Linked DNA regions of Homo sapiens: all the other regions are linked to region 1. The links are chromatin loops, found by intact Hi-C in ENCODE. Cell type or tissue: Caco-2. All regions are shown on one strand. Each heading gives the region's core, and the rest is flanking DNA. Links, peaks and the distances in the headings are about the cores only. Region 1 has its middle 84 kb from the start of NXPE2. Region 2 overlaps NNMT (nicotinamide N-methyltransferase). Region 3 has its middle 57 kb from the start of REXO2.

Evidence for each region. A loop is a pair of places that touch in the nucleus more often than their neighbours do. Peaks named below come from ENCODE experiments on the same cell type or tissue, not always from the same donor. Only the 100,000 strongest peaks of a DNase experiment are listed, where the experiment ranks them.
Region 2: a loop joins it to region 1, with 16 times the contacts of the local background. A loop is called at or near these places in 2 of 110 quality-filtered maps.
Region 3: a loop joins it to region 1, with 25 times the contacts of the local background. A loop is called at or near these places in 2 of 110 quality-filtered maps.

Annotation. Positions count from the first base shown.
Region 1 is chr11:114,757,445-114,768,244 of GRCh38, reverse strand. It overlaps a transcript of NXPE2 not described here. Among named protein-coding and RNA genes, the nearest start is that of NXPE2, 84 kb to the right of the region's middle. In Caco-2, for the core only: a CTCF peak has its summit at 5,613 (motif pointing right); a DNase peak (open chromatin) is centred at 5,624; H3K27me3 peaks cover 134 bases.
Region 2 is chr11:114,313,318-114,324,117 of GRCh38, reverse strand. It overlaps NNMT (nicotinamide N-methyltransferase), which reads right to left. Exons shown (of 3, transcript NM_006169.3): 3 at 10,582-10,800. Among named protein-coding and RNA genes, the nearest start is that of NNMT, 22 kb to the right of the region's middle. In Caco-2, for the core only: a CTCF peak has its summit at 6,240; DNase peaks (open chromatin) are centred at 6,197 and 8,057.
Region 3 is chr11:114,491,315-114,502,114 of GRCh38, reverse strand. It overlaps a transcript of NXPE2 not described here. Among named protein-coding and RNA genes, the nearest start is that of REXO2, 57 kb to the right of the region's middle. In Caco-2, for the core only: a CTCF peak has its summit at 5,035 (motif pointing left); a DNase peak (open chromatin) is centred at 6,084.

The sequences.
Region 1 (10,800 bases), core at 905-8,904:
CCTCAGAAATAACACCACATATCTACAACCATCGGATCTTTGACAAACCTGACAAAAACAAGAAATGGGGAAAGGATTCCCTATTTAATAAATGGTGTTGGGAAAACTGGCTAGCCATATGCAGAAAACTGAAACTGGACCCCTTCCTTACACCTTATACAAAAATTAACTCAAGATGGATTAAAGACTTAAATGTTCCAGGTTCTTTGCTAGGGACTTCAAATAAATTATGGCATTGAATTCTCACCACTCCATCATTTTTTACTATTATTATGTCCACTTTACAGATGAGAACATTGAAGCTTAGGAGATTATTCACAGCCCGTCAGATAGCTAATAATCAGCAGAAGAAAGATGTAAACCCAAGTCTGTCTAAGCTGTAACCACTACACTACATCATAGACATCAGTGGAATGTGTGCTTTTGAGGACATTGGAGAAGGGGATAGGTAAGGAGATTTAAGAGAAAGGGAGTTTTAGATTTTCTTACAATCATGTACAATGTACCATGGAGAGCATAGCATCTGTGTGGAGTCTGTGCTAAGTTCTCTATGAGGTGGACAGGACAAGTCATAATCCTCTCCCATTCATTTATTCACTGATGTCTTAATTCAGGCATTCACTAAACATGTCATTTGCTATTCATTGAAAATAAAAAATAAAATCTGGTCTCCACTCTCAGTAAACTCACAGTTTTGCTATTGGATAGACATATTTGTAAATTAAGGATTACACTGCCATGCAATAAATTATTTGGCGAATGGAAACTGCAAGCCCAGGGAAAGGGCATGTGGATCAGAATGGACTTCAAGTGATGGAAGGAGCAAAGGGCTTTGAATCAATTTAACAAAAACAAAATAGGATTGAGTTCTTTTTTGTATGATCTTGAGCCAATGGAAGTTCTTTGAGCTCCACTGTCAGTTTTGCAGGATAACGATAATATCAATCTAGTGATATCATCAGCCCTAAAATAATTGTGCAGGGGATTAAATGAGCTAATGTAAATGAAAGCACTATTATTTATAAAGTGCTATTATTCATAAAGTATAAAGGCAAAGATGGAAATTATGGGAATGGCAAGTATGAAAAGGCATAAAAACAATGTAACAATTTCTATAGTATAGGATAAGTTAACTGTGTCATAATATAGATGTAGATGTTCCAAGGGAATGGGTTGGCCTGGAACTTTAATATCACCAGCTGCTCTTTCTGGGACCAAATTACTCCATATGGAATTAAAGAGGAAAAAATATTTTTTTTTTCAGAAATTTCAAGGTGTAATTCTTCCTGGGGTAAGAGAATAAAAAACACAACTAAAAATTTTCATTAGATCTTGGAGAAATCAACTAATCAACTCCTAAGTTTCTGCTGACCAAAGTCATGTGCCCAGCACTGTAGTAGTTTCCATGTAGCACTTCAAAGAGATCATGAGTTAATTGGAAAGAAAAGAATAACATATATTAAATAATTCACTAGCAGACTGTTTGAGACTGACTCTAGTCACAGTGAGATGAGGAAAACTTCAGCATGAACCTGAACACTGAGAGGCACTTTCATGGAGAAGGTAGGAACTGAATAAAGTCTTAAAGGCTAAAGAAATGCAGGAAAAAAAAGAGGAAAAGAGGACAAGAAGAATGAAGGGGAAAGAAGGAACAGAGAAGGGAGAGGGAAGAAAAACTTGGGGAAAAATAATGAAGGAAAAAGGGAAAGTGTGGGAATAAAGCAAGGAGAGGAGTGAAGAGGAAGAAAAAAGCCAGAATAGAAGAATTAGAGCATTTCTAGAGAAAGAGGCTGGAATTAAACTAGGATGGCTTACCTGGAAGGCTGTAGATGTAGAGTCAGTGAGTAGTTGGATGAAGCCAAATTATATTCAAAGCTAGGGAGTCTAGCTATGATGCTTCCGTCAGCTGGTTCCTAATAGGGGATTGTCATGGAAGAAGTTTTGATTTATAGCAGGTGGAAGGGCAGCTTGGAGGGAATCAAGAACAGGAAGTACAAAGCCCAAGTCAGAGCTCTCTGTGATCTAAGCTATGTTCATAACAGCCTGCATTGCAAGATGAACAAGGAAAGGGTTCATTTGAGGGAAAATCATAGAGCCTTGGAATATTAGAAATGAAAATGGGGAATGAAGAAGAATAAAATATCAGAAGATCCGATAAGATTCTATCAGTCTAGGAAACTGGAAGAAACATGGTGTATTGAGGGAGAAACATGAAGTGTTTGGAAAAAGGAAGTGTGATGATTTTAAGTTTGAATGAGTTCATTGGAGGTGATGGCCAGTCACTCAAACAGGAAAATCATATAAGCAGTGGTGATGGTGAGGTTAAAATAGCAAGGACAAGGCCAGGGCTGGAGAGATGTACTGTAGGTGACAGTCAGCTCTCAGAAGAATTGGGCAGAGAGGCCCAAGGAGAAGCACTAAAGAAAAGTCCTTGGAGAATCCTCACAAGTAAGAAGGCAGGAGAGAAACAAAGCATTAAGGAAGACAGATAAAGTGTAATCTCAGAGGATAGGAGGAGAACCCCCCAAATCAGGTATACACAGATGAAAGTAGGAATGAATATCAAGAGTGAGGGAATGATCAATAGTGCCATACTGCAGAGATCAAGGATAATGGAGTGGAGAGCTAAAATGGTTGTAGGTATACCTCAGAGATATTGTGGATTTTGTTCCAGACCATCCCAATAAAACAAAAAAATCACAATAAAGCAACTTACACTTTTTTTTGGTTTCCCAGTATATACAAAAGTTATGTTTATACCATACTGTAGTCTATTAAATGTGCAACAGCATTATATCTAAGAAATGTATGTATCTTAGTTGAAAAATACTTCATTGCTGAAAAATATCAACACAGAAACTTGGAGTGAGCACGTGCTGTTGGAAAAATGGCACCTGTAGACTTGCTACACACAGTATTGACACAAATTTTTATTTTGTAAAAAACACAATATCTGCAAAGTGCAATGAAGTGAAGTGCCATAAAAAAAGTATGTCTGTATTTGTTGGAAACAAATGTCAGCTTGTATGAAAAATGAGATTGGGATGTCAGAGGTGGAGACATTAGCAAAGGCCATCAGCTTAAAGAGTTCACCAGGAAACAGGAAGAGAGGAAATTAGGAGTTATAATAGGATCAAAGATAGGACTTTCTGAGATACAGAGATTGGAACACATGGAGAGAAGGAGGCTGAAGTTGTAAAAGATGGAGGAATGAGGTACACCTTGTGGAAGAAAAATCCCAGAAGGAGCAGGGGTCCAGAGTTCACGTGAAGCAGTTATCTTTAAATGAGAGAAAAGAAACCTCTTTCTTTGAAAATAATGGAAAAAAGTCCACTCAGACACAAAGCTTTTATGAGGTGAGAACGAGGTACATTAGATGTTCACAAAGATGGCTTTAAACTCCCACTGATCTGAAATGGCCACGTAGCATGAGTGAGATAGAAACTTTTGATGGTTTAAGTTACTGATATTTTCAGATTGTTATTGCATCATAACTTAGCCCATCCTGACTGAATACAAGGAGAAAGTTGCCTCCTGAGGTTAGTATAGAAGGGAGGGATTGGGGTTTTAAGGAAAGAAGAGGTATGAAATAAAAACTGAGTAACATCCAAGTGATTCAAAACATACTTTTCTCAACATGTGTTCTGAAAACTTTCAAACCTACAGAAAAGTGTAGAAACTAGTGTAATGACCACCTATAGACTCCTCACCCAGACTCATCAGTTGGTAACATTTTGCCACATTTGCTTTATCTTTCTTTATGTAATGTATGTAGAGGCGCACACACAGAAGCCTCTCTTTCCTTTTTTTTTTTTTTAAAGAAAACTATTTGAAAGTAAGTAACAGACATCATGTCAATTCACTCTGAGAATTTCAGCATGTATCTTTAAGAACAAAGACTCTTTCCTTTAGAACTGTAATACTACTATCATGCCCAAATAATTTAATATTAACACAATAACTTTATCTTGCATACAGTTCTATATTAAAATATTCCCAACTGTCCTTAAATTTACATCTAGCTATCCCCAAACCCCCATTTATGATCTCAGCAAGGATCACATGATGCATTTGATACATATATGTAAAGAAGGAAAGCAGTAAGGTAGGGTGGGAAGAGTTCGAGTAGCCTGATTCTAATGAGCTATATTTGCACCATGAGGAAACAGGAGTTACTAGGTATAAAGTGACCTACTTGCTTGGAGAGCAGGGACCTTTCCCTGAGATTACTGGTAAATATGACATGGTGGTGATGATGACGTTGATGATGAAAAGCAAGATGAATGGTGCATAGCATCAAACGAAAAAATGACACTTTTCAGATGTTAATGGACTGATAAAGAAAAATTAGAAATATGATTTGGCAATGTAAAAAGTAATGCTAATTAGACTCTTCATACCCTACCAAAAATGTTTAATTACCATGCATTAAATAATCAATCATTAAATCAATGTGAAATTAATTTGTTCTAAGTTCTCTACACATACATGCTCAATTTGCAAGTAGCATGGTCAACTCCTCCCAACTTTAATTAATTAGAGCTGGCACTGGTGATGGAATATTTATTTATGGACCAGGTGCAATTAAAGAGGAATGGGCTAGGTTCACTCTAGAAATGCTAAGGGGAATTTAAGATATGAATGCTTGAGACACCTAGAATCTCAGAGCCAGATGTGACTTTTGTGATCATTTATTTCAGTTGATCCCTTTATATCATGGGGATCTGAAAGTTATAATGTGAGGTCATGTGCTATTCTCAGTATTTCAAAATAGCTAATGGAAGTGTAGATTTATTGATGATAAGGCTGCACAGGCTAGATAAAACATCAGGGTGTTTTGTTTTGCTTTTGGCTAGAATTATATTAACTCCTTATGATAACAGCAGTTATCCTCTAACCAAATACTCCAATTAGCAGTTAAATGTATCTTCTATGAAAAAAAGAACAAAAAATTAATTTTACTTTAATCAGTGAGTTTGTTAGAAGAGGGATTTTTTCAAAACAAGGGGAAAGGACAGGGTGCTGAGGGAACAAATAGTAGAAGTCTTTCTAGTAAAAAGATAGAAAAGCACTATTCTTGCCCCATAATTTTATTTTATAGAAGATTGCCCATATGACACAGACAAGTTTATGAAGCTACTTAATAGAAGCAATTAACAGCAATCCCAGCATATCAAAGGCTAGTTGAGGAATAAATGTAGTGAACTAAAAGTAGAATGTCCCCAGTGACAACAAATTTGAAGCAGGAAAACCAGTCAGGAGGCTGGTGTGGCATCCCAGAGCCATGACGTTGTCCTAATTTCAAGCAGTAGATGTTGAAGTCACGATGAATAGGCCTCAGTGACTGATGGACACTGGCTTGGGGGTGTGAGAATGGAGGGGAAGGGAAGGAAGCACCTCAAATGACAGTGGGGTTTCTGACTGGCAGCTTCTGAATGTGCCATTTGTTGAGGCAGAGGAGAAATATCATAGAAAACAAATATTGGGAAATGACCTCAGAAGGCCTGAGAAGGCTGAGATTTAAAGACTGGCTTCTGTTTCAAAGGTGTCCAGGGAATCTTCCCAGCCTGCTCTCTAGTCATGTGCCAGCAGGGAGAAGCCTCTGCGGAAGGCAGACGCCAGGGGTCAGTGCAAGCCCAACTTCCCCATCTGGAGTGCTGAAGTCCCTTTCCTTCAGCGTCTGTTCATTACCAAGAGAATTTAGGAGAACTCTAAACAGCAGATTCGTTTATGATAGCAGCATTTACAAGCAGTTGTAATTATGGTGTATGGAAAACAATTATTCCCTACTAAAATTGCTCTTTTAATTTTCTCTTATTTGTCCCACAGTGAATGTTAAATAAGCCTCATTGCCTCACAGACTGTCTCGGATATGTGCACGGATGTTCCTAAATATCAGGCTGTGAAAGACACAACATGTTCTAACCTGCGCATGCACACTCCCACACACACATACACACTCACATCACACATTACACTGACAAGCCCCGGGACAAGCATGCATAGGTACCCCATGCCACTTCCCAACCCAGGCCCATCTCATGCAACCTCCTCCCCATCCACCTGGAAAGCACCTGCTCATCTTCCTCAAGAGTCACCTCTTCTATAAGCCCTTTCCCTCCAGAGCCCCCAAACAGACCTGGCTACTCCATCCTTTATGCTACCATGCCCTCTGAGCAGGTATTTCCCCCTCTGGAATGTCCATTTACTTCTGAGTTTACACGTTAGTCTTCACACATGAGATCTTAAGTACCTTGAAGGCACGGGCCTTATCTTATGCATTACCATTCCCCAAAGCTCAGCACATGTAAAAACTTAATAAATCAGTTTTCAGTTAAATAAGTGAATAGTTTAGCATAAAGAGGCTTGGCGGCCGGGCGCGGTGGCTCACGCCTGTAATCCCAGCACTTTGGGAGGCCGAGGCGGGTGGATCATGAGGTCAGGAGATCGAGACCATCCTGGCTAACAAGGTGAAACCCCGTCTCTACTAAAAATACAAAAAAATTAGCCGGGCGCGGTGGCGGGCGCCTGTAGTCCCAGCTACTCGGGAGGCTGAGGCAGGAGAATGGCGTGAACCCGGGAGGCGGAGCTTGTAGTGAGCCGAGATTGCGCCACTGCCGTCCGCAGTCCGGCCTGGGCGACAGAGCGAGACTCCGTCTCAAAAAAAAAAAAAAAAAAAAAAAGAGGCTTGGCTAGGGACAAGGAAAAGGGCAAGGATGAAGACATTTAGCATGCTGGAAAATCACAACCAGGGCCTGCCTCTAACTTACACAGGCTTCCCTAGTGAAGTCATGGGTGTGATGCTGGGAAGTCTGCATCAGACTGAATCGTGGGGTGCCCTGGATGTCAGGCTCAGTGGACAAATAATAAAACACCATCGTAGGTTCTTGTTCTGGTAGTTATGAAAATAACGGATTGCTTTCTCTTTCAGTTCATAGCTGAACGTACTGCTCTCCTAATAAAGGCCACAAAATTGCCTGCTTTCCCAAAATGTTGGTTTGCAAATAGCTTAGTTTTCATATTTTCAACCTCTACCTAGAAAGGCAGGAAAGGCAGTAGGTGTCAGGAGCTGAGTTTGCCTCCTTTCTGAGGACTTCTGTGATAATAAAGCACATTTGCAGAAATGCATTCCATTTCAAAGTATCTGGGATCTTAGTGTGGATGCAAAGACAATGCACCGTAGGAGTCCCTAACTGCACTTGACAAGAAAATAGGTGTCCTTCAAATCAGACCCCTCAGACAGATGGGTGGGGATGAGAAACAAAACACATCTTCATAATCAGAAGCAATGACATTTAATAAAGTGATTAGGCAGTGACAATAAATAAGTTCTCAGGCCATCTTGGAGTGATTAATGTGGGTGGATGGAGGCCAGGATCTATTAGAGGAGGGATGTGGAAAGCTGTTCTTTTGATTAAAATGTGTGTTTGGGGGGTTGAAATTTCAGGGAAGAGTTGTTATTAATTGATTGTCCCTGGCCTTAAAATGGTCTTGATTATTAAACAGCTCTCTTTTTACATTTGGAGAAGGAGTGGGAAAAGTCTCTTTTCACATATGAGGGACAGGAGGAAGGTGCTGGTGCCAAGAATCCTTTGTTGGAACTGAACACCTTGCTGTTCACAGGCACTTTGGATTCTTCCCTGTCCACAGACTCTCCCTTTGTCTTGGATAAATACTTAAGGAGCTTCTGAATTCCTTTATTTGCCCTCTTAACACCAGTGGGCAGAGCAGTGCGGAAAATCCCTGCAGCTTCATATATAAGTTTTTGCTGTTGTTGTTGTTTTACCTGTAACCCTAAGTTTTAATCCATTCAGGTGGCTATAACAAAATATCATAGGCTAGATGGCTTACAAACAACAGAAATTTATTTCTCCCGGTTCTGGAAGCTGGGAAGTCTAGGATTGGGGCACCGACATATTCTTACCTGGTGAAGGCCTGTTCCTCATAGACAATGGTTCCCTTTTGCTGTGTCCTCTGGTGGTGAAAGAGGCCAGCAAGGTCTCTAAGGTCTCTTTGATAAGGGCACTAATCCCATTTATGAGGGCTCTGCCCTCATGACCAAATCACCTCCCAACAGTGCCACCTCCTAACACCATCACATTGACGATTAGGTTTCAATATGTGAATGTGCAGGGAGACACAAACCTTCAGACCATAGCACCCAATGCTAATGAGTGCAGAGAAAAAAGGCCTGAGTTGTCTTTCTCCATCTGCATTTAGAAGCGCCATGAAAAAAAAAATCAAGGGTGTTAAAAGAAGATGCATGCAAGGTTGTGTTAAGCATAGACCCCAGACCCCAAGTACCTTGTTGAAGCAGTGACCCTTAGAAAAATACTTTTGTCCACAGAACTTGAGAATTGAAAGGAGAATTAAAATCTTCTGGACCAGTGATTCCTAGGATTTTGGATTTCATGAACTAATAAAAACAATTTTCTTAAGGCAAGATCTTTTTTGTACATTGACAAATAAAGCAATTAAAGATAAATTACTATCTACCACTGACAAAATTACATAAAATATAAAAATTAGAACATAATCTCTAAAGGACTAAAGGATTTTAAAATGTAATACAGTTTACTCTATGAAAAACTTATTCGGTATTCTAATTTTCCTCATTTTATAGCGTATAGTTTAATTAAACAAATACTACATAACTGGGAGAAAGTTTAAGATACATACAATCTCTGACACTCCAGCAGAAACTGACGCAATAAGGAGAATAATAATAGCTAACACTCAATGAGCATTTACAAGGTGTTAGTTAAAAGGATGTAATAAATCTTACCATGGTTTATTTTATGTGTCTTTTATGTGTCAATTCATTTCATCTTCACAACACCCCAGAGGTGAATATTATTATTATCCCCATTTTACAGATAAGAGACTGAGGTACAGAGACATGAAACAGCTTCCCCACGGGCTCACAGTAGAAGGTGGTAGAGACAGATTTCAAACCTAGATGGCCTGGGTCTGAAGTCTGTGCTCCTGAGCCCTAAAGGAGGCTCCGAGGACCTCCGTGGGTTAACTGGCTGGAGTGGCAACAGCCCAAGACTTCTGTGTGGGTGAAATTGAGCAATCAGCTGGAATCCTAGCTGACAATTAAAAAGGAGAGAGAGAGAGAAAGAGACAGAGAGAGAGTGTGTGTGTGTGCGCATGTGTACGCATGTGCGTGTGTGTTTGCGCACGTGTGTGTGTGCTGTGGAGTGTGGGTGTGAGTGTAGGATGTGAGCACATGCACATGTGTTTCTTTGGATGATTAAAACAGAAATTGGGGTAAAATTGGGGGTAGAAAGAGCCTTCAGTCTTACTAATTGCCGTTTTTATATGTACACATATAGTAAAAATATATAAATTTATATACGTTTATATTTTAAAAATATTAAATGTGTTATATATTTATGTATATAGAAAATATATATAGAAAATATAAATTATATATAAAATATAAATATGTAAATAAATACAAATATGAAAATATATTACATAAATATATATTTTACTAAACTATATGATTATGTACACACACTGCTAGGGTCCCTCTCAGAGCCTTAGAAGGAATCTATGCAAGTGAAGGGTGCTGAATTAAGTTTTCTCCTCTGATTCTCCTCTGATTCTAGCCCAGATCTCCAAAGCCCAAGCTCTTGACCATTCATCAGTGACAGAATTAGGACTAGAACTTAGGTGTGACAAATGCTCTCTGCTCTTTGTGAAAAATCGCCATATATCCCAGTCTCCTCCTGTGATCAAACTAGTCTATCAACATATCTCAATGAGTTCACTCATATTTGTCAAAGAATGTATCCTGCTTTTTGCTCGAGAAAAATGTAAATATTCCAATTTCCCAGTCCCAATGTTAAAGGAGAAGCGAATGAACATTTGAAGAGAAGCTGAGTTGCAAATCCTTCTTTAGGTAGGAAGCTAGGCCAGATAATACAATATTGCTTTCCAAAAGGGTCATTCCACTCCATTGTCCCTCCTTTCCATGCTATCTAGAGGCAATACTCTTCTAGCGTGAGGAAACAATACTCCTGGGTCAGTGAAATTCACCTAGGAAATGGGACAGGTTAGTGGACGGAGAAGAAGTCATAGTGTCTGTGAACAACTCCAGCACCAACCCAGAATCTGCTCACAAATATTTCCATTTCTCCATAGAATTCACTCTTTCTACACCTGTGGAGGCTGGGAGGAAAAGGCTATTAAAATAGTCAATTCCAGTTAATGCCAAAGGCAATCAAACAAAACTTCCCATGAAATTTTTATCACCATTACTTGCTATTTTTAATAAATAAAAACAGCCCTATATTTCCTCCCCAATAAATCCTGGCCTCCAACCACCCACATTAATCACTTAAAAATGGCCTGAGAACTCATTTAATGTCACTGCTTAATCACTTTATTAAATGCCACTGCTCCTGAATGTGAATATTTGTTTTATCTCATCTCTGACACCTTCCATAGAGTTCTAGTCTAAGAACCCCAACTATTTTTCAAGATAAAATGAGTATCCCATTTGCCACTCTTCCCCATGAAGACCAAACAATACAACTGGAGATGCAACAGAAAAGCAGCTCTTTTCTGCATATTTCTCCTTTGGTTTCACTCACTGAAATCTTATCATAGGAAGTTATTGCTATAGAACAAGGCTGGCCTTTCCAAATCTCTCACTAATGGGGGTAACAATATTTTATCCTGTACATTTTTATTTTTAATTATTCCTTATTCTGAGGAGAGAAAGCGGTATAAAAGTTCTGAAAACTTCAGAAAGAGAGGACACTGAGAGAAAAAGAGGTAAGAAACAGG
Region 2 (10,800 bases), core at 1,371-9,370, 440 kb after region 1:
CCATGTTGGTCAGGCTGGTCTCAAACTCTTGACCTCAAGTGACCCACCTGCCTCAGCCTCCCAAAGTGCTGGGATTACAGGCATAAGCCACCGTACCTGGCCAGAAAAAAATAACTATTTAGTACTAGGCTTAGTACTTGGGTAACAAAATAATCTGCACAACAAATCCTTGTGACATGAGTTTACCTAAATAATAAACCTGCACATCAGAAAAAATAACTATTGGGTACCAGGCTTATTACTAAGGTGATGAAATAATCTGTACAACAAATCCCTATGACATGGGTTTACCTAAATAACAAACCTGCACATATACCACTGAACCTAAAATAAAAGTTTAAAAAAATGTTTTTTAAAAAACATTTTCTTTCAGTTAACCGTTAGAATAAGCAACCCAAAGAAGCTATGTGTTCCCTCCCTGAAACTATTGAAGGACAATAGAGGTCTCTGTTTCTCAAGGCCAGAATTTGTTACATCTCTCCTTAACCACCTTCAAGGGCCTTTCATTGTGCTTGGAATTAAGTACAAACAGCTTCAGTCTTTCTCACTCAGCTTTTGTTTCTCTCTTTAGTCCACCTGTAGCCAGTCATCTCCTCACTAGCCTCTGTAGACCAGCCACATGGAACTTCCTTCGTGTCTTCAAATGAGCCATGCTCTCTCTTGTCCCCAAGTCTTTGTTGCATTTTGTCTGGAATATAGATCCCCCTCTCCCAACCCTTACCTGCAACATGCACCTTGCTAATTCTTCATCCTCTAGTTCTCAGCTTGAAACTCGCTTTCTCCAGGAAATCATACCTACATGTGTTTCTATATGACCCTTTTCATACTGAATTGTTTTGCTTGATTTTATTGTCCATCTTTGCTGTGGTAGTCAGTTCCAGCTGCTCTAATATAACACCATAGACTGTGTGGTTTAAACCACAGAGTTATTTCTTAGAGTTCTGGAGCCTGGGAAGTCTGAGATCAAGGTCCCAGCAGATCTGGTGCCTGTCGAAAGTCCTCTTCCTGGTTTGCAGATGACCCTCTTCCCCATATGTCCTCACATGGCACAGAGCTGAGCACAAGAGCAAGCTCCTGTGTCTCCTTCTGTAAGAGCACTAATCGCATTTATGTGGGCCCCACCTTCATAACCCAGTTACCTCCCAAAGTCCCCACCCCCTAATACCATCACACTGGGGACTAGAAGGGGAGACTTTGGGAGGTAATAGGGTTATGAATTTATGAATATATATGAATTTGGAGGGACACAAACAGTCCCTAGCACTTGGCAATCGACCATAAACTTGGAAAGGGCAGGAACCACGTGTGTCCAATTTACTGTTTCTCTCCCTAGTACTTAGTGCCTGACACTTAGTAGGTGCCTCTGAGCCCAAACAGAGGGAAACAAACAAGTTCACCTCGGGAGAATTGGGAATTTAGCTCCCCTAGCCTAGGAATTAGTGGGGTTTTCCATTATGTTAAAGGTTAAATGTTCCATTCTCCACTATGGGGACTGTACTGTTCCCTGAGATCCAGGTTTCCTCGAGCCCCACTCTTCTAATGATTATAAAGTTGCTAAGGGTGCTGAGTTTGCCCTCCAGCCAGCAGGGTCTTTTTTGAACTGTGAAACAATCAATTCTTCTCAAATGCACAAAGTACACTTAAATGTCTACAATTACAGTTGCATTTTCTAAAAGGACACTAATTATCTTTAATTCATGGATTATACTTACTGCCTGGGAGCAAGGAACTAAAAAGCACCTTGCATTTGTGGGGAGGCGTTCTGCTTCTTTGCCTCCCAGTGGGTCTTACTGGAGTTATTTCTAGTCACCCTTCAAGTTCCAGCTCCCATCATGCCCCGCTATGGGAGGTCATTTACCCTGATCTCTAGGAAATTAAAGAGAGGGATGAAAACATTTGACTAGTGCAGGTTAAGTCTCAGAAAACATCAGTGTCTTATTTCAGCGTCTGGTCTTGTAGGTTAAGAAACATGACTTTTTATTACATCTGTGGCTGGTCTGGTTACTCACTTATGCAAGTCAGACTCATAAGAGAGTGAATCAGCACCAGAGAGTGGACTATTTTTACTTGGTATGAGGAGTTTGCATTTCCAGAATTTGGAATTTTGGAAGTTGTGATTCAGGGCATTTCTGTCCTCATATCCCAGAAGGTCAAAGAACATTAGATCCTCTCTCTCTCTCTTTTTCTTAGAGATGGGGTCGCACCCTGTTAACAGCCTGGGCTGGTTTCAAACTCTTGGGCTCAAGCGATCCTCCTGCTTCAGCCTCCCAAACTTCTGGGACTACAGGCATGTGGCACCGTGCCCAGTCGTCTCTTGGGGAACGTTTTATGCTAGCTGTACACTGATAAAGCAGAGAGAACATGGATTACTATTCCCTCTTTGTAAAGAGACTGAGGTTTTACCTGAATGTCATGATTTATTGGGCCTTGGAGTCCTTATTTACAATTTAGGAGGCTGGAGTAAGTCAGAGTTAAGTTTAATTTACTGTATTCCTAATAATCCAATTTAAATGGATGCATCACGTAAGAATTTTCACTGAAAATGGTCGTAATTTAAGTTAGTAAAGCCTTAACCTGTTCATGGTTGGGGCTCAAATTTGGACCTAGTGCATGGGTCCAAACTTCAATCTCAACTTTTTTCCTTTGTCATTGTCTCAGCCAGGGTTCCAAGTGGAGTGTTGCTACTCACAGCTCACAGCTCACAGCTGCTCCAGAGTCCAAGATAGGGATTTGGGAACATGTAATTCATTGAGGGAGTGCTCTTTAGGGAGAACTGGTTAGAGAGGGAGAAGGAGCCAATCAGGGATGTGGTCTCAGGAAAAGTCCAATCTTGGCCCGATCCACAAGGGAAGAGGTGCAGAAACAGAAACTGCATTGATGAATGTCCCCCAGTGCAGGAGGGGGACAAGGCTTTTGAATCCCCCTATCAGTCAGTCATGGCTATGGGTGAGGGAGGGGACGGTGCCTGTAACTTACTGTGTCTATCACTCTCACCTACCTGCCTCTACTCTGCTGTACTTGGCTTTGCTCAATTACTGACTGTTACTTGATGTTTTTCAAGTTTAAATCCTTTAGAAGAGCACTGTGAAATCCTGCATGCAAAAAAACATGTATTGAGTACATTTATTGAGGAGGTGGCTCTGATTAGCTAAGAGCAGTTCTCCTGAGAAGGAGCAGCTGTGAGCTGTGAGCTGTGAGCAGCAACACTCCACTTGGAGCAGCTGGGGGCTGGGTGTGCTGACCTGGAGAAGGGGGCCCAGGTGTAGCACCGCAGCATCTATGAGGGTCACCAATCCTGTGTACCATCCCTCTCACCGCTGGGCATTCCCGTACATGCTCTTCTCTCTGTCTAGAACTTGCTTTCTTCCCTTTTTCTCAGATAAATCTTATTCATTTTAGACACCGCCTCCTCCAGGACACCTTTGCCAACCTTTCATGACTAGACTCGACTCTCCTGTGTTTTTGCATCTACGTGGCATTCCATATTAGAGCTTATCTGGGCCCATCTTAACTGTGGGCTCCAGGAAGTCAGGGACCACATCTGTCTTGGGTTCCTCTCTATATAACAGTCGGACTCATTTCTGGCACTCAATAAATGCTTTTTGCATACAGGATTTCATAATGCTCTTCTAAAGGATTCAGACTTGGGAAACATGAAGTTACAATCAGTAACTGAGCGAAGCCAGGTACAGCACAGTAGAGGCAGGTAGGAGAGAGTGATACACACACTATGCCCCTATCATCATGAACTGTGAGTGAGTTTTCAGGGGAAAGTCGTGCTTGCATTGAACAGCATTGTTTTGCACTGATGAACAGTGAAGCTTGTAACCGATACTTCTCCTCTTTGCCTTGGAGGCTAGCAAGCTCAGAGCCCGAGCCCTTGATTAGGTAAAGGGGGAGAAATTTCTAATTTTAAATACGGGCACTTAAGTTCCTTTCAAAGAAAACACCTTGAAGGCTTCAAGGAAGTGAAGCCCCAGGGGTGTGGTCTCGACTTGAAGAAGCAAGTGAAATAAGAGATCAGTACAGGAATTCAGGAGGGGAGGCAAACAGCCCAAGAGGAGTGGGCTGGGGACCAGAGAAGGGAGGACAGATGCCAGAGCAACATGGCCAGGGTCAACTGAAGAAGTTGAGTCACTGAGAAATTCCCCATGAGATTAACAGCAAGGATGCCAAGTATTTTAAGTTGATAGGGTCCTAAGCATGAACCCCTTCTGTTGTCTTGAGGCTTTAGCAAAGGCTGCTACTTATATATTTGAGGGCCAGGGGAATTTTAGCAAATGAAGGGATCAGGATGGGTCTGGTTAGGGGTCATGTGCTGCAGAGAAGAATCAGCCCATGCTAGGAGTGAGTGATTCACACACTGGAACACAGACCGAGTGGAAGGTCCACTCCAGGGGTCACCAGGAGAAATACAAATCACTGCCCCCGACAGTTCCCTGCAAGACGAGAGGAAATTATGGGCTGTATGAAGGACGGGGTTTGAGCCAATTTCACTTGAATCTTAAAGGATGGGATTAACCCAAGTGGTCCTTTAGTTAGAACTCTATTTTAACAAGCATTGTTCTCTAATTCATAAATCATAAAACACTGGACTTCACAGATATGTAATTCAACTTTTCAATTTACAGTAGACTAAGGCACAGAAAGGCAAAGCTCCTTGCCCCCTTAGAGTCTCCATATCTTCACCTCTAAAATAAAAGGATTTGATTGGTAATTTTGTAAATGTTAACTCACAAGCAAGATTATAAATTCTGCAAGGGCAAAGGTCATATTAAACAAATGAGGTTTCTTTCTTTTTTTTTTTTTTTAAATATTTTTGTAGAGACGGGTTCTTGCTCTGTTGCCCAGGCTGGTCTCGAACTCCTGGATTCAAGTGATCCTCCTGCCATGGCTTCCCAAAGTGCTGAGCCACTGTGCCTGACCAACGACTGGGATTTCTATAGCATTTAACAAATATTAGACAGCAGTGAGAAGGGGCCAGAAATGGACCCTTGAGAGGTAAAGGAGCAATAAACTAACTGCTTACCCTCCCCTTTCTAGAAACCTCTTTCTCCTCCTCATGCAAATGAAGTGTTTACATACCTGCTCTTAAGAAAAATACCAGTCGCTTAGGTGGAAGGCTTCAAAGTGAGTTGTTATTACTGATGCTTTTTTTTTTTTTCCTTTTGAGACAGAGTCTTGCTCTGTCTCCCAGGCTGGAGTACAGTGGTGTGATCTTGGCTCGCTGCAACCTCCATCTCCTGGGTTCAAGCAGTTTTCCTGCCTCAGCCTCCCAAGTAGCTGGGATAACAGGCATGCACCACCACGCCCAGCTAATTTTTTTGTATTTTTAGTAGAGACAGGGTTTCACCATGTTGGTCAGGCTGGTCTCCAACACCTGACCTCAAATGATCCACCCACCACGGCCTCCCAAAGTGCTGGGATTACACGGGTGAGCCACTGCACCTGGTCGCTATTACAGATCTTTCTGAAGAGCAGCCTAACTGGTGTTTACAATTCTTTAACTCCTCTTCTGTTTAAACATTCAAAAGCTTTTCTCTGAAAGGAAGAGAGACAATAACCTACCAGGAAAGAAACTACTTCCTGGCTTTCAATATTGAAGTCCAAACAAAGGCAATAATAACTCACAATTAGTTGTTGAGAGTTTGAAATTCAACCTCAACCCTTCCCCTGAATTCATCAGACACTATTAAAGTACAAATTAAAGTGATAAGCATAGAGGTTTGGCCGGCAACCACAGCCATAGAAAGACTTCTTCATTTTCTAAATATTAAAAAACTAGGGTTTGAAAAAGCACAAAAACCTTCTTTCTCTTCTTTGAATAAACAGCAAATAGAAGGTGATGGTGAGTTAACTGCATAATCTAATAGTTATCATTTCTCATGCTATTCTGGCCAAGATCCTCTTTACAGTTTATTAAAATTTGCATTTTGTGTATAGACCTAAAAGGGAAATTTTTAAATGTGTGTATCCATAAAAATAATTATCCATATTTTTTGTTAAAGAAAAATATGCTGAATTCCTCTTTCTCTTTTCCTAGCAGCCTCATAAGTAGACTGTGAAAAAGGAGACACTGCAGAGAAGCGTCTTGTTTGGGAAGGTTTAACTCAATTTAAATTCCTTCATGTGTAAATGGTCAAATTCAGGAATGAAGGGCTTCAACAAGAGCCACGTGCACCCTCTGCTGGCGCTCAGAGGGCCAAGGAAAGCGTTTGAAAGGCCAAGGAAAGCATCTCCTTTCAGTGTGAAACTGGCCAGCAAGGGAGACGAGAGGGCTAGACTCAGAAAGTTTAAATCCCTGCTTTCATTGGAAGATATGAAACAGAAAGCTTCAGTGACTTTACTCACAATGGTGTTTTTCTTTGTGATAATGTTCCTTAAACACATAATCCTAGCTCAACATTTTTTTTTGAGTGAAGCTGATCTATACATGAGAAGGTACAGCTGTAAGAAGGGCCTGGTTTGTCTCATTTGGGTGGGCAAAAGGTCCTGCCTAGCTGACTTGAGTACCAAAAAAAAAATCTAGCATTTCTGCTCAGGCTGTGTCAGAGTGCATTTCTTTCTGGTCTTCCTTGCAGGAAAATAAGTCCCACGAGGCCAGAGACTGCGTCATCTTCACTGTAGGATCCTCATCTCAGGCCCAATGCCTAGCACATAACAGGGATGCAAGAAACATCTTCTGAATGAATAAGCAACTATGAAGAAGGCTCTGGATTCAAGGTGCCTATGGTGCTGACTTGCATAGAAAGCATATGCAAGACAGGTTTTGAAGGCCATACTCAGTTCATTAAGAAAGTTTTTTCAGTGTTAAGATTTTTTTTTCTTTCAATTTTAATTTTAGATTCAGGGGATATATGTGCAGGCTTTTTAAATGGATATATCGTGTGATGCTGAGGTTTGGGGTGTGATTGAACCCATCACCCGGGTAGTGATCACAGTACAATAGGTAGTTTTTCAACCTTTGCCCCTCTCCCTCGTCCCCCCTTTTGTAGTCCCCACTGTCTATTGTTCCCATCTTTGTGTCCATGTTGACCCCATGTTTAGCTTCTACTTATACATGAGAACATGTGGTATTTGGCTTTCTGTTTCTGGCTACTGCACTGAGGAGAATGACCTCCAGCTGCATCCATGTTGGTGCAAAGGACATGATTTCATTTTTTATGGCCATATAGTATTCCATGGTATAAATGTACCACATTTCCTTTATCCGATCCACCATTGATAGGTGCCTACTGGATTCCATCTCTTGCTACTGTGAGTAGTGCTGTGATGAACATGTGGGTGCATATGTCTTTTTGGTAGAATGATTTATTTTCTTACTAAGGAACTGTTCATGAATGCAGCAACATGTGGCTTAATGGCTGTCCTAGAATGGGTTAATACTATCAGAGTTATCTAATATTTGTCACTTAACAGGTTACAAAATGCCTTCACAGGTACCTCACTTGATCTCAGTGCAGTCCTGAGAAATGATGATTATCCCTGTTTTCCAGAAGGGTCCCAAGCCTGAGAAAGCTGGAATGATGCTCTTACAACAATCAAGTGATCAAGCTAAGATTCACACATGTTTTCTGTCCCTTAGTCCTATGTTTGTTCCATGTTCTCTGAGCCTCCATAAGATTTATTGGTTGCCTCGTATTCTCCGAGTTGGCTGAGACTAAAATTAGAGGGGGCAGTTATAGCTTTTAAAGCTCAGCCTAGTAAGTTGTACCATGGACATCTTTTATTACTTTTGACAGCCAGATGATGGGAATCACGAAGACTGAGCTGCATGACACCAAATGGGTTAACGACCTTTTTAATAGCTTTCTTCTCCCCACTCTCTCCCCAGGATGTTACAGAGAGACTTGCAGCTTCCTGCATCACAAAGGTTTGCTTAAAGTGAGACTGTTGAACATTTCCCCAGAAAGTAGGACCTTAAAAAACCGGAGCTGGGTCAGCGGTCAAAGAGATTTACAAGTTAGGACCAGAATGACCCTAGTCCTTGTTTGCTCATGACTTGGTCGGTCTGTTTGATTTCAAGGAAAGCAAATGAAAAACCAGAAGCCAAATATTTACTTAGGTCCCGGCTTCCGTCGGAGAACAGACCTGTGAGGAGGCTGCTACCAGGAGGAGGAGTCATTTCATGTCTTCGTACACGTTGTTCCCTAGACTGCCCTTTTCCTCTCGGTTGCCAAACACACCCCTATTCAGTCTGCAAGGCCCAGAGCAAATGCCACCTTTCTTCCCATCCTCCCCCTTAGCACCCTGTGCTTACACATCTCAGAGCCCTTGTCTTGCTGTGTCTTAACTGTTTGCATGTCGATTTCTCCCCATGACTTGCAGTTCTTTAAGAACAGGGGCTATGTCTTTCATCTCCGTGGGAAAGAAAAATGTTGGTTATCAGAGCAGAGTCCCAGAGCCCAAAGAACAGCCCAGTGGCTTTCAAACGTTTTAAAAATCACAAACTAGAGTAACAAATGCATGTTATATCATGATCCAGTAACAAATATGCACATGTGTGCAGATAGACAGATGTCTGTAAAATGGAAACGAAATTTCCCAAAATAATATACCACATGCAGTGCTAATATCTGAGATTCTGTTTTCTAGTTTATTCTCTATTCATTTTTAAAATGTGGATTTGGTGCACCAAATTGATTTTATGATACATTGATGAATGGCAACTTGCAGTTTGAGAAATATTAGTGTAGGTAACACTTCATCTGCCATCCCCCACCACCCTTGTTTTCTGATTTTCTGTTTGTATTTATTGAATGCTTCAAACTAGGGGAGGAAGGAGGAGTTTCTTTTTTTTTGTTTTGTTTTTTTTTTGAGATGGAGTCTCGCTTTGTCACCCAAGCCCAGGCTGGAGTGTTGTGGTGCGATCTCGGCTCACTGCAAGCTCTGCCTCCTGGGTTCATGCCATTTGGAAGGAGGAGTTTTGATTGGGAGATTGAGCAAGAAAGAGAGTGCTACAGCAGGGATGGAGCACAGAAGAAACCATATTCTGCCTATTTTTTGTCCAGCCCCTTGGACTTGCCTTGAGCTCCTATAAGAAGAAACTGACCAGACTGTTCACAAGAAAATGTATACAGATGGTCCTCGGCAGATGATGAGGTAACAGCCCAATAACCCATCATAAGTTGAGAATATCATAAGTCCAAAATAAATTTAATGCACCTAATGTATCAAACATCATAGTTTAGCCTAGCCTACCTTAAATATGCTCAGAACTCTTTCATTAGCCAAAAACTGGGCAACATCATCAAACACAAAGCCAATTTTGTAACAATAAAAATAAAAGATCAAAATTCAAAATTTGAAGTACAGTTTCTACTGAATGCATATAACATTTGCACCATCATAAAGTCCAAACATTGTAAGTCAAACATAAGTTGGGGTTCGGGCATGGTGGCTCACTCCTGTAATCCCAGCACTTTGGGAGGCTGAGGTGGGCAGATCACTTGAGGTCAGGAGGTTGAGGCCAGCCTTGCCAACATGGCTAACATACAAAATACAAAAATTAGCTGGGCATGGTGGCACACGCCTGTAATCCCAGCTACTCAGGAAGCTGAGGCGGGAGAATTACTTGAACCCGGAATGTGGAGGTTGCAGTGAGCCAAGATCTTGCCACTGTACTCCAACCTGGGCTCCAGAGAGAGACTCCATCTCAAAAAAATAAAATAAAAATAAGTTGGGGATCATCTGTAAACTTCAGGCACAAACAAGGCTACTTAAGGGTCTAGATCAGGGGTCTACAAACTACAACCCTTGGGCCTAATCTATCCATCCATCTGTTTTTATAAATAAAGTTTTATTGGAACACAAACACGCACATTTGTTACATACTGTCTATAGCTGCTTCTGCTACAACTGCAGAGTTGAGTAGCTGCAATTAAGACTGTATAACCCACAAAGCCAGAAATATTTGCTATCTGGGCCTTGACAGGAAAAGTTTACCAATCCCTGGAATAAATGAAAAGTGTTTCTTACCACTCTGGGAGGAAACCAGGATGGCTCTGAGGCATCTAAAGCAGAGTGTTAGGCATGGGCAGTATCCTTCTCAAAAGAGGGCATATTGGTCCCTTTCCAGCATCCTCAGGCTGGGCTCAGGGGCCCCAGCATCACAGCCTGAGCAGGAGAGCCTCAACAGGGAGATTCTGGGTAGGGACTGCTGGTGCAGGTACACTACTGCCCTTGGAAGGACCTGGGAGCACTTAGGGTGTTTCTGGGACTATGAAGATGAGGGCTGTTGAGTCAGCTGACACTGGGATTTCATTTTCATTCTTGTGCCTGGTGCATGAAAGAAAGATGCTTGGAGAGTGCTAAATGTTTGCTAGAGATTTCTTAAATCAAAAAGGAATTGGCAGCATGTGGTATAGAAACTGAGTTGTATCACAGCCTCTCTCAAAGGCAATGCCAGTAAAGAGTCCAGTGCCTGTAGCCGAGAACAGGAATCCTCTCTCCTGATTGGAGAATAAGCCATCTTTTCTCAGCTGCTTTGGCAACTAATATTAACGATGATGCGTATAATAATAATGATTGTAACTAACATTTACTGAATGTTTATCAAGCACCATGCAATATTCTAGGTCCTTTACATGTAACAATTCACTTTATTTTATTTTATTTATTATTTATTTATTATTTTACTTTTTTCGAGACAGCATCGCACTCTGTCTGGAACACAGTGGTGCGATCTCAGTTCATTGCAACCTCCGCCTCCCGGGCTCAAGCCATCCTCCCACTTCAGCCTCCTGAGTAGCTGGGACCACAGGCATATGCCGCCACACCTAGCTAATTTTTTTGTATTTT
Region 3 (10,800 bases), core at 1,349-9,348, 270 kb after region 1:
GGAGGAGTGCTAACTGGCATTTAGTGGGTAGAGACCAGAGATGCTGCTAAACGTGTTACAATGCACAAGACAGCTTCCCACAACAAAGAGTTTTTCAGCCCAAAATGTCAATAGTGCAATGGTTAGGAAACACTGTCTTAGACAAATAATGTGAAAGAAGATTTTTCACAAGGGACTACTTGGCACCTACTTTTGACAGCACAGAGATTTCCCAAAGCAAAATGTCCCACATCAAGTTCATGTTCTTTCCAGCCAAACCCTGGACTTCTTTTATTGTTCTCTGTCTCAGGAAAAAGTACCAGCATTCATTCTAATGTTCTCACTGATACGTTGAGATACTAAGTCTCTTCCAAAGCCCTTCTTACCTCCAAAGCCCTTCTCTCTGATCTTGAGCTACAGTGCACTTCATTTGACAGCTCTCTTGGCCTTCTTGGAGCTTTTCTGATCCATTAGCCCTGAAATAAGTAAGACACTGACTTTCATAGTCCCAAAGATTCCTCCATGAATTTTTAAGTCACTATATTTGAACAGCAGAACAGTCATTCAGAATTCAATGGTTTTTGTAACTTGTAAAATACCTTAAATATACTACAATAACCATAAATATTATATTCTCTCAAGTCAAAAGGTCATTCAAAGATAACCTGAGATTTGTGGTGATTTCAATGCTTGAGAGAAAAACAGGCTAATTATCTCTTCCCCTTTCTTGAGGGTTGATTCTGTACACTGAAATAATGAAAAGCTTTGAATCCACTGAGGGCTTAGAGAGTAACAGCTTTTTGCTGTAAGGGGTAGTGCTTAGAGCAATGGCTTCCAAATTGACTGGATGTCTCAGAATCACCTGGAAGAGCTTTCTAAAAACAGAAACTATCCAGTTTCTACAGTGAAAATTAGGTCTGGGGTGGCGTTCCAAAATCTGCATTGTTTTAAAAAAACTCCCCAAGTATACTGCTAGGTTTCAGAACTACTTTAAAGGATGGACATTCCTACCCAGGTGAATAACTATTTGGCGTCATTGCTGACATGGCCCTAAAATAATGGTTTTCTGTGTCATAAGTTAGAGTTGTCGTTAAAGATGTCAGCATATTCCTAAATAATTCAGGGGTCAAAGAGAGTATCAAATACAGAAGCTTCAAACTGCAAGTATAGAAACAGAATAGAAAGTCCAGAAAAAGACCCACAAAACACACTCAACTGATTTTCAACAAAGTCACCAAAATAATTCCATAAGGAATGGACAGTCTTTTCTACAAATGGTGTTGGAACAACTGGATATCCAAATGGGAGAAAAAATAATGAACCCTGACCTCTCCTTCATACCAATTCATACCACTTCATACCAAATATAAAAATTAATTTGGGATGAATGATGGGATCAAGCACAAAACTATAAAGCTGCAAGAAGAAAACAAATTTACAATATTTAGGTAAGTAAGGATTTCTTAAGTAAAACACAAAAAGCAATAACCATAGAAGAAAAAGTGATAAAAATGAACTGCATTAAAACTAAGATCTTCTATTCTTCAAAAGACACTGTAAAAAAGATAAATCACAGACTAGAAGAAAATATTACAATACGTAAATCTGACAACTTATATCCAGAATATGTGGAGAACACTTACAACTCAAATAACAAAGAAAACAGACAACCCATTTTTTTAATGGGTTGTCTGAACAAAAGGACTGAACTAACCTTTCATCATACAAAAGTATATGAATGGCCAATAAGTACGCAAAAAGATGTTCAATATCATTATCCATCAAGCAAATACAAATTAAAAACACATGATATGCTACTTTGTACCCAATAAAGTTGCTAAAACTTAAAAGACTGACAATATCAATTATTAATACTGATGTGGAATAACTGGAAGTCTCATGCATTTCTGTATGGAATATATATATGGTACAAAGACTAGAAAACAGTTTGTCAGTTTCTGATAAAATTAACCATACCCCTTGGCCCAGAAATTCCACTAAATATGCACCCCCAAAAAATAAAAACATGTCCACAGAAAGATTTTTAAAGGAATTCCTATAGCAACTTTATGCATAATAGCCAAAAAACTGGAAACAACCCAAAAGTTCATCTAGAGACAGGATAACAAATTGTGGTATAGTCATACCATGGAATGCTACTCAGCAATTAAAAAAAAAAAAGAATGAACTGCTGATATAAGCAACACAATGGATTAACCTCAAAATCACTTTGCTGAGGGAAAGAAGCCAGACACAAAAGAGCACATACTGTAAGATTTCATATACACAAAGCCCAACAATCAATGAAATGAATCAGTAGGGACAGAAATCAGCAGCAATTGTCCATGAGGAGTTGGAACTGACTGGAAGGTGACATGAGAGAACATTTGGGGTAGTGAAAGCGTTCTGTGTCTTGGGTGGTGTGTTGGTTACACAGACATACGTATTTGTCAAAACTCACCAAACTGCACAATTAACATATGTGCATTTCACTCTGTATAAATTTTACTTCATTAAAAAATTCATCTAATTGTACCCTTAAGATACGTATTTTCTTGCTTGTAAATTATACTTGTTACAAAAGCTTAAAAATGCAGTTACAGGCTATTAAATCTATAAATGCAGCAAAATCTACAAATCAAAATTGATATGGAGACAAATATTTTCAGAAGAAATTTTATAGCCTTAAATATATTCATTTTTAAAAATAGAAAATGAAAATGAATTTTAAAAATGGCAAAAAACAAGATGAGAAAAACCTAAGAGATCAAGAGAAATTATTAGAAAATAAAAATAGATTTGATAAATACATCCAAGAGCTAATGTCTTTGCAAATATCAATAAAATGGACAAGCCTCTTGCAGATTTAAACAACAGAAAACACATTCAAAACATTAAAAGCAAGAATTAGGCTTTATTCACAGATATAGAAGTATGTTATAATGGTGTAAGAAATTTAAACACAGTAATCTAAGCTAAAAATCCTGAAAATAAGGATGAGACGTGTGATTTTCTAAAAACACATAAACTTAAATGACTTGAGAAAACAGTTCATCTGGATATCAATAACCATGGGAGAAGTTGAAATTTTTGCCTAAGAAATAACTCCAAAAGCTGTATCATATCCAGACAATTTTACAAGTGAGTCCTATTGAAGCTTCAAGGAAAGACAATTAACATGCAATTTAAATTGTTCCAGAGCAGAGAAAAAGATGGCACACTTCCAATTCATTTTCTCAAACCACCAATACTCTAATACCAAAGCCCACACATAAATACAGCACAAAAAAGGAAATCACAAACTAATCTCACTATTAATATAAATAACATGCTAATCCACTAGCATGTTAAAAACACCAGTCAATTAATTAGTCACATCAATACCTCTGAAGATTAAAAATAATTATTTCAATAATTGCAAAGATTAAAAATAATTAAAATGAAAGCAATATTAAAATAAATACAAAAGCTGCCTGAAAATAGAAGAAAACTTCCTTAATCTAATAGAGAATAGTTATTGCATATTGATAGCCAATATTATGGTTAATGATAAAATACAGAGTGCACTCTCATTAAATTCAGGAAGAAGAGCAGTGTGCTCATTACTCTTTTGCATTTTTCTGTAAGTTATAGCCAATGTAATGAAGGACAATAATTTTTTAATTGATGGTTTTTTATTAATTATTACAGATACATAATAGTTACACACATTTATGTAGTACATGTGATATACTGATACAAGCATACAATGTCTAATGATCAAATCAGGATAATTGGGATCTCTATCACCTCAAGTATTTATCATTTTTTTGTGTTAGAAACATTCCAATTCCATTTGTTCAGTTATTTTAAAATATACAATAAATTATTGTTAAATGGGGATAAATGTGTCTCTATTTTCAAGTGATTCTTCTCTATACGGAAAAACCAGAGTAAACAAAATGAAAATGTACTAGTAGAAGTCAGTAAGATAATTAGTTTAAGAAGATACAAAAATCAGCAATATAGATATAGATATTGACATCGATACAGAAAATAGATATACATAGATCTCAACAGTAATCACTTAAGAAATTTAACAGGAAAAAAGTTCCATCTTTAACAATAATCAGAAACATGCAATACATAAGAAACATCCTAACAAGAAATGCAAAACATCTTATATAATGAAAACTACCAAACTTCACTGAGGCCCAAAAAAGAAAACCTGTTTATTAGTATGTTTTATAACATAAACATAAGGCAATTTAAATGAAGATACCAATGAAATGCTTAAGAAGTAAACTCAATGATTTCAATGTTCATGTGAAAGAATAAACAAGTTATAACTGACATAAATTATTTTAAACGATGCTTAATAGCATAATAAAATATGTGGAATATCTCTGTATTTTACCAAATACAGTTATGCATTGCTTAATAACAAGGATATATTCTGAGAAATGCATCAAGCAATGTTGTTGTTGTACAAGAGTGTTCTTACACAAACCTAGATGGCATAGCCTACCACACACCTAGGCTATATGATATTGCCTATTGCTCCTAGGCTACAAACCTGTACAGCATTTATCGTATTGAATACTGTAGGCAACTGTAACACAATGATAAATATTTGTGTATTTAAACATATCTAAACATAGAAAAAGTACGGTTAAAATATAGTATAAAAGATAAACAATGGTACACCTGTATAGGGTACTTACCATAAATGGAGCTTGCAGGACTGGAAGTTGCTCTGACTGAGTCAGTGAGTGGTGAGTAAATGCGAAGGCCTAGGACATTATACACACTATTATAAAGTTTATAAACATTTGCACTTGCTGTACGAAAACACTTTTTTCTTTATATCTTTATAAGCTTTCTTCTAATTTTAAATTATTTTTCTTTTTAAATTTTGCTAAAAATTAAGACACAAACACACACATTACTCTAGGCCTACACAGGGTCAGGATCATCAATATCACTGTCTTCCACCTTCACATCCTGTCTGACAGTGAGGTGCACAGCAGCAGTAACATGGGGGGGTCATCTCCTATAATAACAACGCCCTCTTCTGGAATACCTCCTGCAGGACCTGCCTGAGGCTGTTTTAATAAGTAGAAAAAGTACACTCTGAAATAACAATAAAAAGTATCATATAGTAAATACATAAACCAGTAACATAATCGTTTATTATCATTATCAATAATGTACTATACATAATTGTGTATGTTATACTTTTATATGACTGGTAGCACAGGTTTGTTTACACCAGCATCAGCACAAAGACGTAAGTAACATTACACTACAATGTTACGACAGCTACTACATCACTAGGCAATAGGAATTTTTCAGCTCCATTATAATCTTAAGAGACCACCATCATATATGTGGTCTGTTGTTCATCAAAACATTACACAGCAGGTGACTATCAAAATGTACTATAAAGACACGCATATTAGAGTAATTGGGTATTGTAATAGGGATAGAAAATCAAGAATCAGAACCAATTATATATAACAACTACTTCTATGATTAAAAAACAAAACAAAACAAAATGTTGAGGAGGTGGAACCAAATGGCCAAATGGAAGCCTCCTGTGATCCTCCCCACTGCAGAAACAACAAATTGAACAACTATCCATACAATAAAGAACCTAAAGAACCAAAAATCAGATGAGGGATATCACAGTACCTGGTTTTAACATCATATTAAGGAAAGAGAAACTGAAGAGGGTAGGAAAGACAGTCTTGAATTGCCTATGCCACCCCTTCCCCAGCAGCAGTGGCATGGCATAGAGGGAAAATCTGTGCACTTGGGAAGGGAGAGCACAGTGATTGTGGGACATAGCATTGAAACTAAGTCCTGCCCTGGAAAGCAACATGGGACAGAACTCAGCTGGCACCCACAGAGGGAGCATTTAGACCAGCCCTAATGAGAGGCAAGTTGTCCATCCCAGAAATAAGGACCTGAGTTCCAGCAAGACCCACCACCATGGGCTAAAAAGCTCTGGGGTGGGGTCCTAAATTAATTTGAAAGGCAATCTAGGCCAAAGGGATTGCAACTCCTGGGCAAGTCCTGGTGCTATGCTGGGCTTGGAGTCAGCTGACTTGGGGTGCACATGACCAAGTGAGATACCAGCTGCTATGGCCAGGAGAGTGCTTGTGTCATCTGTCTCCCAACCCCAAGCAGTGCAGCTTGCAGCTCCAGGAGAGACTTATTTCCTGCGCTCAAGGAGAGGACAGAGACAAGTAAAGAGGACTTTGTCTTGCAACTTGGAAACCAGATGAGCCACAGTAGGATAGGGCACCAGGCAGAATCCTACAGCCCCCAGTCCAGATCCCAGCTCCCAGACATTTCTAAACACACCCTGGGGAATAAGGGAACCCCTTGCGTTAAAGTGAAAGACCTAGTCCTGGTGAAATTCATCGTCTACTAACTAAAGAGCCCTTAGGCCCTGAATAAGCTAATAGTAGTCAGGCAGTACTCACTTCAGGCCTTGGGTGAGACTCAGAGCCATGCTGGCTGCAGGTGTGACCCAGCACATTCTCAGCTGTGGTGGCTATAGGAAGATACTGCTTCTGCTTGAGGAAAGAAGGAAGAGTAAAGGGGACTTTGTTTTGCAGCTTGGGTACCAACTTGGTTACAGTGGGGCAGAGCACCAAGTGGGCTCCTGGGGTAGGGGCGGCCATGAGGAGAGACCCTTCTGCTTGAGGAAAGAGTGGAGAAAACTTTTGTCTTGTGGTTTGGGTCCAGTTCAGCCACAGTAGAACAGAGCACTAAGGTTCTCAACTATAGGCCCGGGCCCCTGAATGGCATCTCTGGACCCACCAGCAGCCAGAGAGAACTCACTGCCCTGTGAGGAAGGACGTAAGCCTGGCTGGATTTCCCACCTGCTGACTGTAGAAGCTCTTGAACCTTGAGCGAACATAGGCAGTAGCCAGGCAGTGGTCACTGCAGGCCTTGGGTGAGACCCAGTGCTGTGCTGGTTTCAGGTCTGATCCAGCACCGTCCCACTGGTGGTGGCCACAGAGGTGCTTGTGTCACTCCTCCCCCAGCTCCAGGCAACTCAGCATAAAGACAGAGACTTTTGTTCGCTTGGGTGAAAGTAAAGGAAGAGAACAAAAATGTCTGCCTGGCAATCCAGAGAATTCTCCCAGATCTCACCCAAAACCACCAAGGTGGTACCTCTGAGTCTGCAAGAGCCACAGTATTACTGGGTTTAGGGTGTGCCCTAAAGCCAGTATGGTTGCAGTGACCAAAGACTTACATCACAACACACAAGTCCCTCCGAGCACCTGGAAAGCCTTCCCAAGAAGGACAGGTGCACACAAGCCCAGACCATGAAGACTACAATAAATACCTAACTCTTCAATGCCCAGACACTGAAGAACATCCACATGCGTCAAGAACATTCAGGAAAACATTAACTTCCTAAATAAACTAAATACACCAGTAACAAATCCCAGAGAGGAAGAGATACGCGACCTTTCAGACAGAGAATTCAAAACAGCTGTTTTAAGGAAGCTCAACAAAATCCAGGATAACAGAGAAGAAAGTCAGAATCATATCAGATACATTGAACAAAGAGATTGAAATAATTAAAAAGAATCTAGCAGAAATTCTGAAGCTGAAAAAGGCAATTGGTCTATTGAAGAATGCATCATAGTCTCTTAGTAGCAAAATGATCAAGGAGAAGAAAGAATTAGTGAGTTTGAATACAGGCTATTTGAAAATACACAGCCAGGGAGACAAAAGAAAAAAAAGAATAAAAAAGAAGAAAGTAAGCCTACAACATCTAGAGTCTCAAAAGAGCAAATCTAAGAGGTATTAGCCTTAAAGAGGAGGTGGATAACGAGATAGGGGTAGAAAGTTTATTCAAAGAGATAACAACAAAGAACTTCCCAAACCTAGGGAATATATCAATATTCAAGTACAAAAAGGATATAAGATATCACGCAGATTTAATCCAAAGAAGACGACCTCAACGCATTTAATAATCAAACCCCCAAAGGTCAAGGATTTAAAAATGATCCTAAAAGCAGCAAGAGAAAAGAAACAAGTAACATATTATGGAGCTCTAATATGTCTGGCAGCAGACTTCTCAGTGGAAACCTTACAGGCCAAGAGTGAGTGGCATAACATATTCAGTGCTGAAGGAAAAAACTTTTACCATAGAATAGTATATCCAGCAAAAAAATCCTTCAAATATGAAGGAGAAACTAAGACTTTCCCAAACAAAAGCTGAAGGATTTCATCAATACCAGACCTTTTCTATAAGAAATGATAAAGGGAGTTCTTCAGTCTGGAAAAAAAAGGGGGTAAATGAGCAATATAAAATCATGTGAAGGTATTCATTAATAATAGTAAAAACACAGAAAAATACAGAATATTATAACACCGTAATTGTAGTGTATAAACTATATCATGAGTAGAAAGACTAAATGATGAACAAATAAAAAATAATAACTACAACTTTTCAAGACATAGTATACAGTATAAATAAAAACAAAAAGTTAAAAAGCAAGAAGATAAAGTGTAGTGTTCACATTAGTTTACTCTTGGCTTGTTATTTTGTTGTTTGCACAATCAGTGTTAAGTTGTCATCGGTTCAAAATGATGGGTTATAAGATATTATTTGAAAACCTCACAGTAACAAATCAAAAAACATACAACAGTTACACAAAATAAAAAGCAAGAAGTTAAAACATACCACCTGAGAAAATCACCTTCACTAAAAGGAAGACATGAAGACGGGAAAGAAGGAAGAGAAGACCAGAAAGTAACCAGAAAACAAATAACAAAATGGCAGGAGTAAGCCCTTGCTTATCAATAATAACATTGAATGTAAATGAACTAAACTCTTCAATCAAAAGTAACAGAGTGGCTGAAAGGATAAAAACAAAAAGACAAAATAATCTGTTGCCTACAAGAAACATACTTCACCATAAGACATACATAGACTGAAAATACAGGGATGGAAAAAGACATTTCATGCTAATGGAAACCAAAAAAGTTTTTAAGTATAGCAGGAGTAGCTATACTTATATCAAATAAAATAGATTTCAAGACAAAAACTATAAAAAGAGACAAAGAAGGGCATTATATAATAATAAAATGGTCAATTCAGAAAGAGGATATAACAATTGTGAATATATATGTACTCAACATTGGAGCACCCAGATATGTAAAACAAATATTATTAGAGCTAAAGAGAACAAAAACTCCAATACAATAATAATTGGAAAATTTAACACCCCAATTTCAGCATTGGACAGATCATCCAGACAGAAAATCAACAAAGAAACATTGGACTTAGGCTGGGTGCAGTGGCTCATGCCTGTAATCCCAGCACTTTGGGAGGCCAAGGCAGGCGGATCACGAGGTCAAGAAATTGAGACCATCCTGGCTAACACTGTGAAACCCCGTCTCTACTAAAAATACAAAAAAATTAGCCAGGCATGCTGGCGGGTGCCTGTAGTCCCAGCTACTTGGGAGGCTGAGTCAGGAGAATGGCGTGAACCCAGGACGCGGAGCTTGCAGTGAGCCGAGATCGTGCCACTGCACTCCAGCCTGGGCGATGGAGCAAGACTCCGTGTCAAAAAAAAAAAAAAAGAAAAAGAAACATTGGACTTAATCTGCACTACAGATCAAGTTGACCTAACAGATATTTAGAGAACATTTCATCCAATGCCTACAGAAAACACATTCTTCTCAGCACCTGGATAATTCTCAAGGATGGACCATATGTTAGGCCACAAAAAAGCCTTTAAAGACTTTTTTAAAACTGAAATTATATCAAGTATCTTTCTGAAAACAATGGAATAAAACTACAAATCGATAACAAGAGGGATTTTTGGAAACTATACAAATACACGAAAATTAAACAATATGCTCTTAAATAATAAAGATCAGAGCAGAAATAAAATTCAAACAAAAAATACAAAATATCAACAAAATGGAAAGTTGATGTTTTTATTTTATTTATTTTATTATTATTATACTTTAAATTTTAGGGTACATGTGCACAATGTGCAGGTTTGTTACATATGTATACATGTGCCATGTTGGTGTGCTGCACCCATTAACTCATCATTTAGCATTAGGTATATCTCCTAATGCTATCCGTCCCCCCTCCCCCGACCACACAACAGTCCCCAGAGCGTGATGTTCCCCTTCCTGTGTCCATGTGTTCTCATTGTTCAATTCCCACCTATGAGTGAGAATATGCGGTGTTTGGTTTTTTGTCCTTGCAATAGTTTGCTCAGAATGATGGTTTCCAGCTTCATCCATGTCCCTACAAAGGACATGAACTCTTCATTTTTTATGGCTGCATAGTATTCCATGGTGTATCTGTGCCACATTTTCTTAATCCAGTCTATCATTGTTGGACATTTGGGTTGGTTCCAAGTCTTTGCTATTGTGATTAGTGCCTCAATAAACACACGTGTGCATGTGTCTTTATAGCAGCATGATTTATAATCCTTTGGGTATATACCCAGTAATGGGATGGCTGGGTCACATGGTATTTCTAGTTCTAGATCCCTGAGGAATCGCCACACTGACTTCCACAATGGTGGAACAAGTTTACAGTCCCACCAACAACGTAAAAGTGTTCCTATTTCTCCACATCCTCTCCAGCACCTGTTGTTTCCTGACTTTTTAATGATCGCCATTCTAACTGGTGTGAGATGGTATCTCATTGTGGTTTTGATTTGCATTTCTCTGATGGCCAGTGATGATGAGCATTTTTTCATGTGTTTTTGGCTGCATAAATGTCTTCATTTGAGAAGTGTCTGTTCATATCCTTCGCCCACTTTTTGATGGGGTTGTTTTTTTCTT